3 separate regions of the Homo sapiens genome follow, and regions 1 and 2 are each linked to region 3. The links are chromatin loops, found by intact Hi-C in ENCODE. Cell type or tissue: endothelial cell of umbilical vein. All regions are shown on one strand. Region 1 overlaps MMADHC-DT (MMADHC divergent transcript). Region 2 has its middle 23 kb from the start of RBM43. Region 3 holds the start of LOC105373686 (a long non-coding RNA gene).

Region 1 (5,000 bases), 1.3 Mb before region 3:
CACTCACGCTGGGAGCTGTAGCCTGTAGCTGTTCCTATTCAGCCATCTTGGAACTGCCCCTGCTTTCTGCTTTTTGAGAGTAACTCCAAAGTTTGGGCTTACTCATTAAACTCTGTTTTGAAATAATTTTTAAATCTTTAGAAAATGTATTTTCTGTCTTTTCAGGGTATTTGAGAATATGAGTTGTTATATGTACTATCTTTATAAAATATTTATCTTCTTTAATATTCACAGTAACTCTGGATGGTAGATAATATTATCTAGGCTTTCTATAAAACAGAGGATATAGCTCATCCTAAGAGAGAAGAAAGTGACAGATCCAAGATCACACAGCTCATAGACAGCAGAGCATATCTGAAATCCCAGCTGTACTTGATTCTATAGCCCATGATCTTTTCTTGAGCAACAGTCAGGATGGTCTAGTGCCCATTTAGAAGAATGTTTAGTTGAGGTGGGGATCATGCTCTAACGTTTAAGAGACTGTGAAGACATGTTCAGAAATCCTTTCTGACATTACCTGACATAACAAATGTTCACTTATGGCAGATGCATAATTGACTATAAAATGAGTGAGTGCCATTTTGCTACTTGCATGAGTTATGGCAGATCTCCTTAGCAGAACTTGACAGATGTAAGTGAAATCTCAGCTTCCTTTTCTACCCAATTAAAATTCCATGAGCTTTAAAATTTCATAAATAACCCATACTATATTTTTTACATGAATAGGTAGTAAAATTAAAATGGAATTAGAATAGTCTGAAACCCTTGCAAAATAGTAAAAGCTACCCCCAAATATCATTTATAACTTTAAAAATCTCTTGCCAAAAAGTATAGCTGCATGACTCACATTAATAGGTAGTTTTGTATTTCTTATACTTAAAGCTTTCGTGTTATTTATTTATTTATTTATTTATTTTTGAGACAGAGTCTTGCTCTGTCGCCCAGGCTGGAGTGCAATGGCATGATCTCTGCTCACTGGAATCTCTACCTCCCAGGCTCAAGCAATTCTCATGCCTCAGCCTTCCGAGTAGCTGGGATTACAGGCATGCACCACCACATGCATGGCTATTTTTTTTTTTTTTGTATTTTTAGTGGAGACAGGGTTTTGCCATGTTGGCCAGGCTGGTCTCGAACTCCTGGCCTCAAGTGATACACGTGCCTTGGCCTTCCAAAATACTGGGATTACAGATGTGAGCCACTGCACCCAGCCTATCTTCTTTATTGAAAGAAAACTGTACTGTCATTTTAAAATCATTAGACAATTGATTTTTTTTTTTTTTACTCAGAATCTTGTAGAAAAATGGGATCGTAGATAGGATAGGCAAGATAGTCAAGAAAGTTACAACCTTTTATATCTACACATGTCTCAAAGGGCCTAAAGGTTCTCATTAGCCTTTAAATTTACCAGGCAGTCACAAAATTTGTTTGATATAGATTGAACACTGGTTCTTAATAAACGCCATAAAAGAATCTTATGGTTTAGTGTACTCTTTTGACGTCTCTCTCAGAACCTGGGGATTCCTTTGAAGGCTGCTGTTGTTGCTTCTGCTAATACCTCACATGAAATCCTTTGGACAACTGGAGCCATCTAATTCAAAGGAGGCTGAGGGCTATGCCAGAGTTGTTTCTTGACTGGTAAATACCTACTGCCTTGCCTCCAGGAGGGAGATAGCAGCCTGGTACAATTACAGAAACAGGCTGAGGCTAGGTGCACCAGAAATCAATTTCCTGCTTAGCTTCTCTTTTACATCTTACTTCTTTAACTCCCACTGGTCCCCCCAAGAGCATTTTCTTAAAAACAAACAAACAAAAACCAGCCTAAGAATCCTAGCCTCAGGACCTGCTATTAGGGAAGTAGACCTGAGACATGTCACAATTCAATCAACAGGAATTATCTCCCTTGCTTGTGTTTCAAGAGTGTGCTTGTATTGAATTTTGGAATACATTGATGAGTATATATTAATTTAGCTTGCTGGGTGTGTTACTTAACTCTATAGTTCTCTTTTCTTTGCCATCTTCTTCCAGTGGTGGAGGAATACTAGAGTTATCTATTGTAAACATTATAATAAATTTTATTGAACAGTTGATTATTGAAATAAATGACTTATATTATTGATATTTGAGAAAAGTTACTAAAAGTATGATGCATTGGAAGGTCACAATTAATGGTAATCACCTTTTCCCTTCTTGTATGCTTTGGAAATAATTTTATAATCAAGTTTATGTCTTTTTGCTCCAGATTTTATTGTCTCCCACCCATCTCTCCTCTCGGCAGCATCTCACTGTGTTTTATGATTGTCGGTTGTACCAGACTGCAAATACAACAGATATGAAACGGAAACCTATGTTTTTCCCATCTGATATGGACACTGTTAATTCATAAGAAAGCTGTTTTGCCATTATTAGAAAAAAAAAAAAAAAGAAAGCAAACAGCTGGTTTGATGGAAAAGCTGCCCTAATCCCTAGAGAATGGGAAGTTCAGACGTGATATAAACTGACAGAGGGTGAAAAAATAATCTTCAGGCTGATAATTTAGTGCAGCTATCATGGGCAGGACTGGATGGCATTTGCCACAGCAGAGAAAACAGGGTATCCTGTGGTTGTACAGCATACTTAGAAAAGGTGACACTGGGAGATAATAATCAGCTTACCAATGTTTACAGTAATGAAAGAGTGATAAGGAATGGAGAACTGAGATTTTGGAATAAGTTCACATGTAAAGGAGGTTTGCCTGCTTAGAATCTTCCTACAATTATTGTTCTGTCTCAGTTGATATTTTCCTAAACACCAGTAGAGGCCTCCAGACACTTCATTAAGTAAACAAACATACCAAGATGCTAACACCATCCACACACGGGGGAGAGCTGACATCCATCGTGTCCACTGACTCTGTAGAGCGCAAATGAAATCTTTGATGATGATTTCAGTGAGAATCAGCTATAATTAAGGGAGGTGCTAACCTTTGTGGTAAAACCTGCCCAAATATCCGTTAAAAAAATACTTGGTCCAGAATGGAAATAAGTCATGGTAAATATGATTGTTATCTTAGATCACATTTAACCCAATATCATAATATGAGAATTTTTGTTAGGCTTTCTAAAAAGCCTATTTTAGATCACATTTAACCCCATATCATAATATGAGCATTTTTGTGAACAATTTATTGTATTGTTAATAACAAGTTCTCTCAAGCTAACTAATGTGTTCAGCATTGGAATCAAAAGACCAGAAGTGGAGAAGAATCAAAATGAGGTAATGCCAAGACCCCCAGCCTGAGTTATTTAGCAAGTACAACTTTTCTTCAACACATTTTGAACTGAGTATAATCCTAGCAAAAAAGTTTGCTAAATAGTGACTAGCCATGACAACTTTATAGAAAATATAACTAATGTAACTCATAAACAGCCTACTCGTAGTAGTCTAAGGCACCTATTTTATTTGTGTATAAATGCATTTATACGTGTGTTTGCAAATAAGCACCTAGCTCTACATGATGACTGTTGATAAACTAACTACATGTTTTAATGAATAACCACAATGAGAATCATCCAAGTGCTACAACATCCCAGGGTGTCCGCAAATACAGGACAGAGGCTGCCTCCAAGGTAAATCTCCCTCAGATTCTGGGTGTCATTGATAAAATTCTCAAAGCATCAGCCCCTTCATAACTGCTTTAAGAAACTCCAGCAGCTTCTTTATATATTTCCCACTTCTCTGGCTATACCTTTCGCTGACAGTATAAATACATTCATTTTGCTGTCACATTAATTGATTTTAGCTAATTAGGAGCATTTTTTGGCCCTAATTTGATAAGGAAGTGTGAATGCATTTTTTCCCCCACAGCAGGCTTGTTATTTGCTGGAGTATTAGGAGAGTGTTAATTAGGCACAGTTCTTCTGTCACCTTGATGATTTTTAAGCAGCATTTACCCTATAGACTAAACTGATCAGAGAGGAAGCTGGGTTTCAGCCATCGGTGATAAATGTTGAATTAGGTTAGTTACCTGTGGAATAGAAATCTGAAAGAGGGGACTATGTGTATGACAAAGAAATACCATATTTTTTCTTTCTATTCACAAATGTTCCTCATGGCTGACCTCCGCACCCCCACCTGCATTTCAGACCCTCTCAAGAGGCTGCAGGAATCCTCCTCTGTCTTCAGTCATTGAACATTCCCTCAACCCTCCAGCATCCAGTTGGGTGTTCATCCTGACCCTTCTTAATTTTAAAGCAAAAGGCACAGGTTTTGAAAATTCACTGGCCCTAAAGTGTTTGCAGAAGGTCTTTTGAACAGTTTGGACCCTGGGATTTCTTTGTTCAATCACTTCTGCTGCAGGCAAAGCTGGGCCGACTGTCTGCTGTCTGCTTGCAGCAGGGAAGCAAAGGGAAACAAACAACAGAGCAGTTTGAAATTCCTGCTAGGAGCTTGTTTGGAGATGGAGCCTCTACAGTGTCTTTTGTTTATTTGTGGAGCTTTTTGTAGGGAAGAGCTGGGATATGCATAAAAAGGAGCTTGAAACAAGTAACCATTTAGGAAAGGAGGAAAAGATGTTTGACAACAGTATTTTTAATTTTAAGGTGGGGAGAAATGCTCATTTATCTAATGTGAGTCTTCTCTAAAGATACAGTTGCTCTCTGAGGCACGTGCTTTGTTTTTTTCTTACAGCTTTACACTAATCATTTAAACATTTGTCTCCCATCCTGCTTGTGACCAATCTATAAATAATAGAAGTAAATAAAATAACTGAATGTCTTCCAGTTTTTTCATTCTACCATTTGGATTCCGCAAATCAAACCTTGAACGTTAGTCCCACTACCAAAAGACCGATTTGATTGTTACAGTGTTCATTGGAAATATCTGCTGGTGCCTGCTGTTTATAACTATCTTTGAATCATAGAAAATAATAGGATGTAGGGAGGAGCCCTTTAGCAGAATACATGGTTTTCAGAAAGAAGTGATAAAGTGGAAAGAATATGATATTTGGAGATTCTACCCGTCAC
Region 2 (5,000 bases), 190 kb after region 3:
TCCATGCCCCGGGCTGCACCCAGATTCCTATGTGGTTCTTTGAGATCTGAGCTAATAACTTAGGAAGTCGTAGGAGAAAGGTTCATTAACCAGATGCAAAAATTGCATAAGGGGCTTTTCCTGCCTGTTTGCTGTTCTTAATAATAAAAATGGTTGCCATTTATAGGTTTATACAAAGGGCCAAAATCTATGTGCACTTTATATACATATTCTTGTTAAACCCTCCCCCAAAACATTGCACAGTAGATATCAATACCTCTGCTTTATGATTTAAAAATATGAGATTTAGGGCCGGGCGTGGTGGCTCACGCCTGTAATCCCAGCACTTTGGGAGGCCGAGGCAGGCAGATCACGAGGTCAGGAGATCGAGACCATCCTGGGTAACATTGTGAAACCCCATCTCTACTAAAAATACAAAAAATTAGCCAGGCATGGTGGGGGGCACCTGTAGTCCCAGCTACTCGGGAGGCTGAGGCAGGAGAATGGTGTGAACCCGGGAGGTAGAGCTTGCAGTGAGCCGCGATCGCGCCACTGAACTCCAGCCTGGGCGACAGAGCAAGACTCTGACTCAAAAAAAAAAAAAAAAAAAAAAAAATGAGATTTAGAAACTTTAATTTGTGCCTGATCCGTACTAAAAAGACAGAGGCAGGATTAGAACACTGGTCTCTAAGCCCAGAACCTACATTCACAACTACTATTTACTACTGCTTCACTAGTTTATTTATGTGGTGAGAAGCAAATGTTAAGTTTTGAATTAAAATTATTCAATAGCACAGTATTTTATTATGTTAATTGAAGAAAATTTTTCTTCATGATTTCTGTGAACCTGTGACCTTTCTCTGCATCCAGAGCTCTGAAGGACTTTGGGTATGTTTATGCTATAAGCAATCATTATAGATTATGAGCTAAGTCTACCCACCAGACCAGACGAAGACAACACAGGCTTCAGGAAGAGATATTAGACATTGCAGGAAGAGATATTCAGGAAGAGATATTAGATATTAGAACGTGGCCTGTGTACATCCCTAGTCTCTGAGGACTGAACACTGAAGCCCCTAGATTTGTTAAGGGTTTGAAAGCAGAAAATGCCTTTGTTCCCAAATAGAACCTGTGGAAGTGGCAAATGTCCTAGAGAAGTGTTCCAGGACCTTCCATGACAAACATAGTGTTGGAGCAATACAGCGGAAATGGCCACAAGGGCAGAGCTGAGAAAGCCAGAGTGAAAGCCTCTGAATGTTTCCCCATCCCTAGGGAGGTTTGACAGAGCTAGGGAGAGGCAGATCTGGGGAGGTTTTACGGATGGTCGTCAGACAATGTGGCTGTTATTTGCAAGGACAAACCTACCCAAGAGAAGGTGAAGGTTGTCTGACTAGATATCTGACTCAGGAGGTGACAACCAAGGACCAGCCCCTGACTCACCAGCACCACCTCTCACTCACTTTCACTTAGCAATTCTGCTGGCAGATGAGGTGGGAAAAATCCAGAATTGACCAAGATGATCTTGAATTAATTTTTTGACTCAGTGCAATGTGAGGTTACTCTGAATTAATTGATATTTGGTTTCTGACATCTAGTAAAATAAAACTTCAAACTAGAAATTAAATTCAATTATGGGGAAAGGTGATATTTTCTTGCAAATTTAGTTTGCAACCTAAGAAATACACATTAGCCATAAATGGTGGTAAACTACATCATAAATATATATTGTAAGAATATAGTGTCTCTACTTTTTCATTTTCACTTTTAAAGGTAAATTTAAAACATTCACAAAGGGAGAATAAATAGCATAATGAACTCCAGCTCCAACAATTACCAGATGTTGTCAATCTTGTTTCTTCTATTATCTTCCCACCTCTCTCCACACACGCACACATACTTTCAATTCCCATATTTATATTTAATAGAAAAGGGATTTTAGAAGATATCATTATTTATTTTTTATTTTTTTTTTTTTTGTGGAGATGGAGTCTTGCCATGTTACCCAGGCTGGTCTCAGACTCCTGGGCTCAGGCAGTCCTCCCACTGTGGCCTCCCAAAGTGCTGGGATTACAGGCATGAGCCACAATGCCCAGCCCCAAGATATCATTATGACACCGAAAAAGATTAAGAGTAATCCCATAATATGATATAAGATTGTCTTCCTGTTCAAATTTCCCTAGTTGTCTCACCAGCATCTTCTTATCACTCTTTGCTTGAATCATAATCCAAACACGGTCCACCAATTGTATTTGGAAGTCTCTTAGGTCCCTTTATTGTGTAACACTTTACCCTCTAAGATCTGTGATTCTTAAATCTCTAATGCACGTGGAATCATGTCTGTGAACTGAGCTAAAAAAAAATGTGAACTGAGCTCCACAAAAAAATAAAAATAACAAGTAAAAAATACATAATGATATCTTGGTAATGCTAAAATCCCTTTTCTATTAAAGATACATATGGGAATTTTTGCCTGAAATTATATGTCTAAGGCTGGGCACAAAATTCACAAGTCTGCAAGCTGATTTATAAGTACCACGCTAACTCATTGCGCCACTGAAGCCAGCACAGCTGATTTAAATGTGGGCTACAAGCAGTGTTTCCCCACCAGAGGAAAGAATTCCTCAGACAGGGATCTGGCTCCCTCTAGTGCTTTTTCAGATTATAACAGCCTCTGATTCTCAAACCAATTTAGAAATAGAAAAATAATCCCATTGTAAATAGTTCCATGATATATGCCCTTTTAGCTGCGTATTTCTTATGTCATACCACTCAACAATAAGGAAGGAATTATTTCATTATCTTTGATAATGAAAGATAACGATTACTGAATATCAAGTCCAGAGTCAGAAGCTACATGTTTATTCCTCAGTCTGTGGAAGAAGATGTCACAGTCCACCATTCAAAGTAACATCATCATATAGGAGTGCAAAGGCTTCTTTAAAACAACAACAGCAACAACATCAAAGTAACATCATCATCTCTACCAGAAGTCTTGCTGCTGTTTCCAAGGTACTCCTACTGTTTTAATAGCTCCTTTATTTCAAACTGCCACTTTTTCATTTTACTCATCCCTGCATTTGGGTTAGAATTGGGAGTAGACAGAGGTTCCTCTAAAAGCAATAAATTCTTACCGTTGTTTCTGATATGGCATCGAATGGATAAAAATAGAACAGAAGAGAGGGACAGGCACGATGGCTCACGCCTGTAATCCCAGCGCTTTGGGAGGCCGAGCTGGGCGGATCACTTGAGCCCAGGAGTTCCAGACCAGCCTGCCCAACATGGCAAAACCCTGTTCTACAAAAAAATAGAAAAATGAGCCTCTAGTTCCAGCTACTCGGGAGGCTGAGGTAGGAGAATCGCTTGAGCCCGGGAGGGCGAGGCTGCACCGAGATTGCACCACTGCAACCGAGATTGCACCACTGCACTCCACCCTGGATGACAGAGTGAGACCGTGTCTCAAAAAAAAAAAAAGTAAAAAAGATGAGAGGCAAAATGAAAGAAAAACATACACACAGTTTGTAATAATCCTTAGGACCAGGCCTTGGCACCAGGTAGCAAGAAAAGGGAAGCATAGAAAGTGTTACAAATAATTGACATCTGCTAAATTAATGTACTTTAAAATAATAATTGATTGTACAAAGTATTATAAATGGTATTTTAAAAAAGAAAGCAAGGGCAAGAAAACATACACCCAATCTAGGAAGGCTTGTTTACCATGAATAACCTCTTCATCTCTGAGTATATAGAAATGCATAGTTTTATAGACACTTTTGTGTATTTATGTTTTAAAACTATAGCTACTCTGCCACAAGCCATTTTTAAAAGGTGCATTCCTGAAAGAAGAAATAAAGCTGAATTGAAGAGTGGGGCCAGGTGTAAATTAGTTTCATCTAATGAACACACCCTAAGTCCCTTATATAGGAATTCTCAGGATAGCAATAACATAGCTCTTCAACACTGGTCTCTTGCACGTGTAAGAAATTTTTTCAGCTGTGTCAAAAGAATGCCAAATTTAGGAAAACATTGCCACCTTTGAATTCTTCACCAAAAGCTAAGGTTCAGCAACAAAATCCAATACAGTTCTGATTGATTGTGAATTCAATGCAGCCCAGCTCAAACCTGATTTGACTGTGGATAGTGTTGATTTACTCCTCAGTCTCCAGTGAATCCCGAGGTTTTCTTCTAGGAATGACATAAATAGGACCCATAGATAACTGTTTATAGTATTTACATCATTCTCTATCAGGATGACCTTGGCTACAACTGGACAGCTCAGATCTCAGGAAATGTACCAGTGTCAGATTGTTTTATTTTTGCAATTATATGTTGGGGAGATGAGAGCAAGACAGTAAATATTCCCACTACAAATCATTCTGAGGCTGGAATGAGAAATTTCCTCCATATCTGGGCCAAAAAAAAAAAAGACCACAGGAGTAGAGCTAGAAGACTGCCTGAGATGGGCAAGGGTGATTTGCACCATCGTATCTCTGAATTACCCTTCCACCTTGTGCCACATCACCACCACCTCCCTAGCTAATGGCAGTGACCAAGAGGACAGAGTCCCCTTGTCTAGGGAACACAGGTAAGTACCTGGCCACAGGAGAACAGCAAGAGGGACAGGGATGATCTTTTAGAAACTAAGAGAGGCTGGGCACAGTGGTTCACCTGTAATCCCAGGACTTTGGGAGGCCGAGGCAGGTGGATCACCTGAGATCAGGAGTTCAAGACCAGCCTGGCCAACATGGTGAGCTCCCATCTCTACTAAAAACACAAAAAAATTAGCCAGACATGGTGGCGTGCACCTGCAGTCCCAGCTACATGGGAGGCTGAGACAGGAGAATCACTTGAACCCAGGAGGTGGAGGTTGCAATGAGCCGAGATTGTGCTACTGCACTCCAGCCTGGGCAACAGAGCAAGACTCCATCCCAAAAAAATAAAAAAATAGGAAATAGGAGAGTCTGGTCCGTCCACAAATTCATACAGAAAGAATTTCTGACTCATCTTCTCTGGCATTATTGGGT
Region 3 (5,000 bases):
GTTGTACAGGATGACCACAAATAGAAATGGACATTAACATGTTAAAATTTCCTGCTTCAATATTTTATCTGTATTCATTAATTTATTTACCTCAAAGTCTCAGTTTCAAAACACACCATCCTTAATGCAGGGTGCAAACCATTATACATGTTAAATGAGTCAAATTGCACCCTCTGCCAATATCAGCATGATACCCATCCTCCCATTACACCCACCATCACTAACACTCACAGCCTAAACAATCACTCTTGGTTCCCCAGCTGGGGCTTGCAAAGAGAGATTCTTGCTGCTGGCTCTTGTATAAAATGAAACTATTAAGGAGTAAAGTACCTGAGATGCTTCTAATTGCAGAAAGATGGCTGGGTTGTTTGTAAGAGAGTCTGATGCTCATGTTGACCACAGTTTTAAAAAGTACAGTCACGTACCACGTAACAATTCCATCAGTGATGGATTGCATATAAAACAGTGGTTTCAGAAGATTATAACGGAGCATACATAGAAACCTGATATGTGGTACTTCATATTGGCATTTCAGGTCAAGTAGGGGAAATGATTGATATTCAATAATGGTGCTGGCATATTTGGTTTTCACATGAAAAATATATATACCATTTAGGTTGGTAAGTACACTCTATGAGGTTCACACAACAATGAAATTGCCTAACACTTTTCTCAGAAGATATCCCTGTCACTAAGCAACACAGAAGTGTACTCTTTTTCCCCCTTAAAGTAATATCATGACACGATGGTTACTGAATTAGTCTGCTCAGGCTATAGTAACAAAATGCCATGGACTGGATGACTCAAACAAAAGGAATTTGTTTCTCATAGGTCTGGAGGGGAGAAAGTCCAAGATCAATGTACTGGCTGATTCAGTGCCAGGTAAAGGCTCTCTTCCTGACCTGTAGACAGCCACTTTCTCATTGTGTCCTCACATGGCAGAGACAGACAGAGAACAAGCTTTCTGGTGTCTCTTTATAAGAACATGATCCTATCACTAAGGCCTAACCACATGACCTTGTCTAAACCTAGTTACCCCCAAAGGGTAACCCATCTCTAAATACCATCACATTGACAGTTTGGATGTCAACCTATGAATGGAGAGTAAGGGGAGACAATAACTTGGTCCATGCCAGTAATTAAGACCATGATGAAAATTCAGGAACAAAGCAAGGCTAAGAGACCATTAGAGGAAACAGTCACAATAGTGTTCTCATATTTTGTAATAGCTCCTGTGCCCAACTATATAAGATCTGTCTACAGACTTATTCTCCTTGAAAGCAAAATGTAATATCTATGTTTCTATAAAATAGGAGACCAGTTTTCAGCTTGTATCTGAAAGTTTAAAAAGTTCTACCAAAATGAGCAAAGTTTAATTCCCTCTTACCCTGCCACCAAGGGACCAAATAAGAGAGGCAGCCAACCAGGTAAACAGCGTACTCTGACTAAAGACGCAGAAAGCTACAAAGCTGTAGGAAAGAAAAAGAAGTCACGTCCAGGGCAACTTAACCAGCAACAGAGATTTCACAGAAGCCCTTACTCATAAGCAGAGACTCTTGACTTCAGAACACATCTGCATTTTAAACACAGAAGAGAAAAACATTAATACATTGTGGGAGACAAGAATATGCCACCCCAAAATATGAAGGATTGTTAAGTTGAATTAAGAACAAGCAGATGCAGTACAGCTCTCTGCCCTACCTCTATTTGCCAAAAAGCAGGAAGCAGATTTACAAAGATAAAAGGTATCCTGACCCCCTTCTCTACCAGGGAGAGAAAAAAATTAACCACTGAAGACAGCTTTGGACACATGTCAGCCTGGAGATGGGATGACAGGAATCTACATTAACAAGCTTTACTAACTCACCTTTATCTGCCTGCCCACCATTGGCTGCTGCTGGAGATTCAAAGTCCTGTCTTTTGTCTTGTCATTTCTCTAAAATGTCACTGTTCTTTGTTGATGATACATATAATCTGGAATTCAAAGCCACTTCTTTAAGACTATTCATCTCCTGGGTGTTTCCCATGTATTTATAAAATATATATGTTAATAAATTTTTGTTTGTTTTTCTCTTATTAATCTGCCTATTGCTACAGGGCTCCATTTCAACAAAGAACTTATGAAAGTTGAAGAAAATTTTTTTTTCCTAGAACCTCAGAGTAGGATCCATAGAACCTAAAAACTTAAGAAAATTAGACTGGTTTAGAACAGAAATTATTCCCTTAACTATACCTGATTACATATGTTTACCAACTTCTACTAATGGGGCATCAGAAATTAATATCACACTTCCAATTTTTATCGACATTTATGTAGTATAATAACATAATTTTCATTCCATAAAATGGCTTAATTCTCAGTCAATCCCTTGTATAATTTTCATAAAGTCATGAAGTTTTAAAACCCTCTAGATATTAAATACCCAAGCTGAGAAGGTTAAGCAAGTGATATGTTTTAGAACTTCTGTACTCACAAAGATTATTTGTATCTCCCAAGAACTTGGTACCTCTCATTTGCAATGCTGAAATTAGTTTATGAGTCATTGGTGCTAGCTTAGTTCACATAAATCTATACAAGAATGAAGATCATAGATTGCAAATTATTGTCTACTTCCCCTCAATGTACAAATCCAACTGAAACATTATCTACCCATCAGATGCAAAAAGAGACAGATGCCACCTAGTGTCTGATAGCCTCAAGTGCATCCCAATTCTACTCGAGTCTAGTTCCATTTTGGGATTATCCAGATATAGCTACGTCAAAAGTTACTGTAATATGTTGTATGCAAAGAACACTCAACACATTCTGGTGCTAGTTTTTCTATTAACTATATGTATCATGTTGGGCAAGACCCCCATGTGTCTTGAATTAGTTGCTTTCCATGACCTCTTAGAAGTAATAGACTCTGATTTCAGTTCTGACTAATGCAAAGCCACCTGTGGAAATCTAATCTTTTTACATTGAAATCTTGATGTAGAGCAGAACCAAATTCCAGAAAAGCAAACAACATTTTCCAGGGCTAACCTGTGATGTACATTGACTTCACTCTGTAAAGGAGATGTACATTGACTTCACTCTGTAAAGGAGCATGTTTTCTGTATAAACGCAGTACAAACATGAACTTGAGACACAAGTGCACATTACATCACTCCAAGCAATGATTTATCATCAGGTATAGCAAGGAAAAAACGAAATAAAGTCAAGGTGACCAAAACTCTTGGTTTTCAAAAGACCTCTAACAATTCACTATATAAAGTATGATAGCTGCTCAGACTTTGTCTTATAGTTTAAAATACTTAAGAAAAATGTTCTTCAGTTTTATGTATTAACAGGTTCTGTAAAATTTCTTTTTAACTAGATCACATAACAAAATCTTTCCCAAAAGAAAAATGAATGGAAAATACAGCAAAATATGGCAACTGCTAAATCTTGTTTCTTACCCCTTTAATTCTTTGTATCATGTTCTATTCTCAAATGAGTTTAGTAATCTAGAAGGTAGTCAGGCCTGTGTCCAGTGGTTTATAAAGACAGATGACAGTGTCATACACAGGAAATCTGTCCATGTTCTAAGAGATCTGCAATTGATCTGGCCTGCTTGGTGAAGGTATTTCTAATCTACTACTTAGTCTATAAAATTCAGGTGAATAGTATATGGGACTCTGACCTTCAGAAGTACGAACACAGATTCATTCCATGTGTACTAACTCTATAAAATGTGACAAATCATTTCCATTAACAATGTGGAAAGTCTGTCCACAAACCCATAGAGGACACTTGGTGTTTTGTGCATCTTTTTTCCCTTACAGTGCTTTTCAGTCTGGAAGTCATTCCTACTAACTTGAAAAATCTCAAGACAAGTCCTTCAGCCTGACCACAAGCCAAGCTTATCTTGATGTAGGTTGAGCTTCTCTGCCTGCCAGTTTCATCCCACATGTCAATTACAAAAAGCTGCTTATTATGTTTTTTCCATCCTTATCTGTCTAATGTGGAGGACAATCTCTTCAGGCAACCAAAGCAGATTCTGTCATCTCTGAAGGCTTAAGAGCTGCTAAGCAGTTACCTCTCCTTGTCTCCTGGCTCTGAATTTTCCTGGTGTCAATCATCAGCTCTTCTCCAAGAGCATGCTTCAGATCCAGCTCTTCCATGTCATTCCACCCTTAATCCCATCTAGGATCAATTATGTCTCTAAAAATGAGAGATGAAAACATCTCTTTGAACTGGTTTAGATACCAAATGGACTTGATGGCAGAGGGGCCATTGTTCCTGATAGGGCACCTTTCTTCAATTTTCTGTGACTCTCCCTGAAGGCCAGTGTCTGTGAACTCCAACAGACTTGTGAGTTCTTTGTTGAGTGCCAACTGTACACTGTACTCTATACAATAAATCTCTGTGTTTCCTAAAAGCCAATTATTAGATCACTCTTCAGTGATCTAAAGCTGAGTAATCTTTAGTTTTTCCTTCAAGTTAAATAGCCCAAGTATTTTACATTCGTTTTCCCCTGCCTGTTCTATTTTCCTCTAGTTCCCTTTAGGTCTTCTTATATCTTGTCAATGAACAGTGCACGTCCTGCAAACAAATACACTGGGGCACAAACTGAAAATAAGATTAATTTGTCACTTCCAAATATTTTGTTTCTGCATAGCAACAGCATCATCCTTACTTCATGAGCCACAGCAGAAATGTGCCAACACCTGGTAAGTTTTTTATTTCTTTCATGTGGTGCTTAGTCATTGCCCTTTCTATCTTTGTATTTGGGCTTTTGGTCCCACTACATATTGGAAATGTCACTCTTATTTTCTTGGCTTCCTTGACAATATATACAAGGAGTGGGTGGCCTCTTACCTGACCTGGGATATTATAAAGGACATAGGGTGGCATCGGTAACCCTTTCAGATGTTCTCATTTATGATTACATGACTTGAATAATCTATAAGATGATTTTGTTGGAAAGACTTAGGGGGTGATACTGTAATTCTTACATGTAGAGCACTTTGAAGGG

Evidence for each region. Peaks named below come from ENCODE experiments on the same cell type or tissue, not always from the same donor. Only the 100,000 strongest peaks of a DNase experiment are listed, where the experiment ranks them.
Region 1: a loop joins it to region 3, with 31 times the contacts of the local background. A loop is called at or near these places in 4 of 110 quality-filtered maps.
Region 2: a loop joins it to region 3, with 7 times the contacts of the local background. A loop is called at or near these places in 14 of 110 quality-filtered maps.

Annotation. Positions count from the first base shown.
Region 1 is chr2:149,796,694-149,801,693 of GRCh38, forward strand. All of the region lies in intron 2 of MMADHC-DT (MMADHC divergent transcript), which reads left to right. All of the region lies in intron 3 of LINC01931 (long intergenic non-protein coding RNA 1931), which reads right to left. Among named protein-coding and RNA genes, the nearest start is that of LINC01931, 60 kb to the right of the region's middle. In endothelial cell of umbilical vein, a CTCF peak has its summit at 2,819; a DNase peak (open chromatin) is centred at 2,818.
Region 2 is chr2:151,236,430-151,241,429 of GRCh38, forward strand. No RefSeq gene overlaps it. Among named protein-coding and RNA genes, the nearest start is that of RBM43, 23 kb to the right of the region's middle. In endothelial cell of umbilical vein, a CTCF peak has its summit at 2,631 (motif pointing left); a DNase peak (open chromatin) is centred at 2,542.
Region 3 is chr2:151,049,121-151,054,120 of GRCh38, forward strand. It overlaps LOC105373686 (a long non-coding RNA gene), which reads right to left and starts at 1,461. Exons shown (of 4, transcript XR_002959484.1): 1 at 1,388-1,461. In endothelial cell of umbilical vein, a CTCF peak has its summit at 2,692 (motif pointing left); a DNase peak (open chromatin) is centred at 2,661.